2 separate regions of the Homo sapiens genome follow, and region 2 is linked to region 1. Evidence: read pairs that join two places in POLR2A ChIA-PET (ENCODE). Cell type or tissue: Caco-2. All regions are shown on one strand.

Evidence for each region. ChIA-PET counts read pairs that join two places held together with the same protein. Peaks named below come from ENCODE experiments on the same cell type or tissue, not always from the same donor. Only the 100,000 strongest peaks of a DNase experiment are listed, where the experiment ranks them.
Region 2: POLR2A ChIA-PET joins it to region 1 with 5 read pairs; 2 of 35 experiments call an interaction of 5 or more read pairs at or near these places.

Annotation. Positions count from the first base shown.
Region 1 is chr6:14,016,061-14,018,560 of GRCh38, forward strand. No RefSeq gene overlaps it. Among named protein-coding and RNA genes, the nearest start is that of RNF182, 92 kb to the left of the region's middle. In Caco-2, no CTCF peak of the experiment used is centred here; no DNase peak of the experiment used is centred here.
Region 2 is chr6:13,846,001-13,848,500 of GRCh38, forward strand. No RefSeq gene overlaps it. Among named protein-coding and RNA genes, the nearest start is that of MCUR1, 33 kb to the left of the region's middle. In Caco-2, no CTCF peak of the experiment used is centred here; a DNase peak (open chromatin) is centred at 1,027.

The DNA of each region.
Region 1 (2,500 bases):
CACTGAGTGGCAGAAAGGTTCCCTGGGTTGCCCATGGTTACTGGACAAGGAGAAATCAACAGTCTTGGGTAGAGGCTAAGGCTGGTGCAAGAGTGCATGGAGGGCTGCAGGCGTCAGGGGCCTGCTCTCCAGCAGGGTAGTGAAGACTGGGGCATGCCAGGCCTGCATTAGGAACATCGTGGTGAGGTGGTCACCATGGGTGGCCAAGAGGTGGGGCTGGGCCATGAGCCTGAAGACTGCACACTCGGCACATGGCTGGGGCAGTGATAAGAGCCATACAGCTGGAGGCAGGAGAAGACAGTAGCAAGCCAGACCCAGGAGGAGAAGCCCCTTCCTCCTGCATAGACTCAGAGCACGCTACTGACAAAGCTGAATATTGTGTTTGGTGCAAAGGAGAAACGCCCGAACTCTTGTCACAGAGCAGATTTGGGGCCGAGAGGCAAGGGATCAACGGATTGCTAGCTGGACACCAGCCTTTCCCTGCGTCCCCAGTCCGGCTCACCCCACTTCCCGGATTCTGTTTTTCAGCACTCGCCCTCTGGCCTGTCAGTCTGGCTGCTTCGGCCGGCTCCCTCCAGGCTCTGCTCATTCTATTAAGGAATTCTATTCACTTCCATTAAAGAAAGCATTCTTCCTTCTGTCTTCTTGATCAAACACTACCCATTCTGCAGGCCCAGCGCAGGGCCCAGGCAGGTATCTGTGAACCGCCTCCTATTCAGTCTTCTGTTGCAGTTCAGCCAGCTCTGTGACAGTGAATTCTTGTCACTTCTTGAGTGTCTCCTTAATTAGATTGTAGCTTCCTTGAGAACAAGGACTGTGTCTCTTTCCCTCTGTTTTCCTATATGCCTGGAATAATGCCTTAGTCGATATTATAATGTGATTGATTGATGGCGTGTGAATTTCAGGGTTAGGGGAGCTAGTTGGGAAATGTTTAGAGATATCTGGAAAGAAATTCAGTGGCTACTCCTTTCTCCACGTATACCCTAGACCCCAGTGCTCACTGGAGACTGAGAGCCTCCCTGACACAGAGGACTGTTTATATCCTTTCTGGTGCTATGAAATAGTGTGATTGCAACAGCACTGATTAATAGTGTGGAGTTCCCCTCCTGTAACTCTGTGTACTGGTGAAGGAGATGTAAAAATGTTAGGAGCAAACGAAAATGATTTTGACTGCTCTGACCTGAGTCTGGTTGGGGGAAAAATATCTTCCTCCCTCATCACTTTTAAAAAGCAGAGTTCCTTTCATAATAGAGACTTATTTCTTGTGATGAAATACTAGAGATCATAAGGAAGTAGAGAAAGAAAATGACCCGAGTGCTTTATAAGGGACAGTTTATTGGATCAATGCCTCTTTGTCTTATTAATCTGTGTTTTCCCAAATAGCCTGTGATTCTTGAATCACTGTGATCTCAGTCTCAATAGCCAGAAGTAGTATATATTAAAAGCTTTGGCCTGGGCAACGAGTCACTTGTTTAACAAACAAGACTCCTCTACTCTTTTTGCTGGCATTTCTGGACAATCTTTTATAAGTTATCAATTTCCTTTTTTTTTAAATCTGAGATCTTCCCTGACTACCTCCTACCATTAGACTGAGCTGATGTTCCTCTTTTGTATTTCCATAGCATTAAAGGGCAGCGGGGAGAGTATGTATCTTGTATTGTAATTGCTAGTTAATTCTTTGTCATTCTGGAATGTCTTTTTTAACTATGTATCCTCAGGACATAAACCAGCGCCTTACACATAGTCAAGGCTCAATAAACATTGTTTGAATGAATGGATGGTTGTGAGAAGTGACAGCATGCTGGCAGCCCTGGCAGCCCTCACAGCTCTCGCTCGCTCTCGGCGCCTCCTTGGCCTTGGCGCCCACTCTGGCCGTGCTTGAGGAGCCCTTCAGCCCACCGCTCCACTGTGGGAGCCCTTTTCTGGGCTGGCCAAGGCCAGAGCCGGCTCCGTCAGCTTGCAGGGAGGTGTGGAGGGAGAGGCGCGGGCGGGAACCGGGGCTGCGCGCGGCCCTTGCAGGCCAGCACGAGTTCCGGGTGGGGGTGGGCTCGGCGGGCCCCGCACTCGGAGCGGCCGGCCGGCCCGCAAGCCCCGGGAAGTGAGGGGCTTAGCACCTGGACCAGCAGCTGCTGTGCTCAATTTCTCGCTGGGCCTTAGCTGCCTCCCCGCGGGGCACAGCTCCGGACCTGCAGCACCCCCATGCCTGAGCCTCCCCCCACCCCCCGCCGTGGGCTCCTGCGTGGCCTGAGCCTCCCTGATGAGCGCCGCCCCCTGCTTCACAGCGGCCAGTGCCATTGACGGCCCAAGGGCTGAGGAGCGCGTGCGCAGAGCTCGGGACTAACAGGCAGCTCCACCTGCGGCCCCAGTGCGAGATCCACAGAGTGAAACCAGCTGGGCTCCTGAGTCTGGTGGGGACTTGGAAAATCTTTATGTCTAGCTAAGGGATTGTAAATACACCAATCGACACTCTGTATCTAGCTCAAGGTTTGTAAACACACCA
Region 2 (2,500 bases), 170 kb before region 1:
TAGCTGGGACCACAGGTGCCCACCACCACACCCAGCTAATTTTTGTACTTTTAGTAGAGATGGGGTTTCACCTTGTTGGCCAGGCTGGTCTCGAACTCCTGACCTCAAGTGATCTGCTTGCCTTGGCCTCCCTAAGTGCTGGGATTACAGATGTGAGCCACCTTGCCCAGCAAGTGTTTGGATTTTTTTTTTTTTTTTTGAGACAGAGTCTTGCTTAGTTGTCCAGGCTGGAGTGCAGTGGCACGATCTCAGCTCACTGCAAGCTCCACTTCCTGGGTTCACGCCATTCTCCTGCCTCAGCCACCCGAGTAGCTGGGACTACAGGCGCCCTCATCCTCCCAAGTAGCTGTGACTACAGGCGCCCACCACCACGCCCAGCTAATTTTTTTTGTATTTTTAGTAGAGACGGGGTTTCACCATGTTAGCCAGGATGGTCTCTATCTCCTGACCTCGTGATCCACCTGCCTCTGCCTCCCAAAGTGGTGGGATTACAGGCGTGAGCCACCTCGCCCGGCCAGTGTTTGGATTATAAAATAGGCTTTTACTTTCAGAGGGCAAGGATGGCGGATCACTTTAGCCAGGAGTTCGAGACCAGCCTGGGCAATGTGGTAAAACCCCTACAAAAAACCTCTACGAAAAATGCAAAAATTAGCCCGACATGGTGGCACACGCCTGTAGTTCTGGCTACTCTGGAGGCTGAGGTGGGAGAATCCCTTGAGCCTAGGAGGTTGAGACTGCAGTGAGCCAAGAGCGCACCACTGCACTGCATCCTGGGCGACAGAGCGAGACACTGTCTCAAAACAACAACAAAAAATACTTTTGTTTTTAAAATATGGGTTTTACTATTATTCAGGTACGGCGAGGCCAACAGATGAGGAGAGGACCGCCACTGAAAAAGATTGTTAAACTTTCCGATCCCTAGGGGAGGGGGTGCGACACCCAAGGAGGGCCACAGGGGGAGCACCAGCGTCAGTCAGGAGGCAGCAGGAGTGAGGCAAAAACACGGGCAGGGATTGGCTGGTTTGAACAATTTCAGTGGACTCTGGGGTGGAGGGACTGTCGTGAAGTGTCTGGTTCCTGGCCCTGTATTGTCCCAAGTATGGAGGAGGTAGAGGAGGTGGTGGAACGAGCGGGCTCTGGATGAACGTGTTTGCATATGAAAGGCACACTCGAGGGAGAATCCTTTACTGTCGCTAGGAATTGGCTAATCCTGGGAGGGGCAGTCTCTCCAGGGTCAGCAAGACCCTGTGAAACCGCATTTGCAGAATTACAAATAATGAGAGAAATCTGACATGGCTGACTCCATCTTGCTTCTAATCTCACAGGCAAAATTGCTTTTTTGCTTATTCTAGCACAGAGGCCATAACTCACGGCTATGGATAACTCATAAGCAATGAGAAGAATTCGGTTTATAGTTAAACTTGGAGGTCAGGGAAATTAACCCCACTCTTTGTCCGGAGATTGAAGCTGCATTCGTAAGACAAGGTTAGACTTACGGACTTTGCTAATGAATAGGCAGAGTTAAACAATGACCTGCCATTGCTTAGCTTGTTTTCCTATAAGCTGCTGACTGCCCCAGAGTCATGTAACTGGGGTTCCCGAGTTTTATAACTTCCCCAATGACTCCTAGATAACAGCACCATTGTGAAACCTAAAAAACTCGTTTTGAGATATTTTCGGTAGACCAAGAGATGCTGCCTGGTCCTGAGACACTCCTCCCACCCACCCCTCCTGGAAACTGACTCAGTGACATGAAGACAGTTTTAGACACCCCTATGATTTCATCCCCAGCCAATCAATTGTTGCAGTTCCCCAGCCCTGTGCCTTCCAAAGTACCCTTAATAAACCCTAGCCTCCAAATTCTCAAAGAAATGGGTTGAGAAATTTCTCCCTGTTCTCCTCACCTGGGCGGCCCAGTGATTATTAATCCCTTTCTTTGCTGCAGTACCTGCTGTTCTCTTTGGAGTATTTATAGGGCAGCGAGCAAGAAGAACCCGTCAGCCTGTGACACCAAGATGTCAAAACATCAGAATTATAGAAAATTAAAAGGTGTGATTAATACATCGGGTTTTTAAATTACAAAAATGTTCAAATGGATACAAAAATAGAGACAATAGTATAAGGAACTCCATTTACCCATCTTCCAGCTTCAATAATTATCAACAAATCCTGTTTCATCTAGTCCCTACCTACTCTCCATCTTCCTCACCATTGGATTGTTTTGAAACAAATCCCACATGTCTAATCATTTCATCCATAACTATTTCACTATTCTAAAAGAAAAGGACTTTTTAAACATATAACACTATTACCATACATTAAAATTAACAATAACTCTTTACTGTCATCAAATATCCAGTCAGCATTCAAATGTCCTCAGTTACCTTATAATATTTTTCAAAGTTTGCCCAAGTCAGGATAGAAATAAGATCCATACATTGTATTTCATTGGCATATCACTTGATTCTCTATTAATTTTAAATTCTCTTCCTTAGGGTAT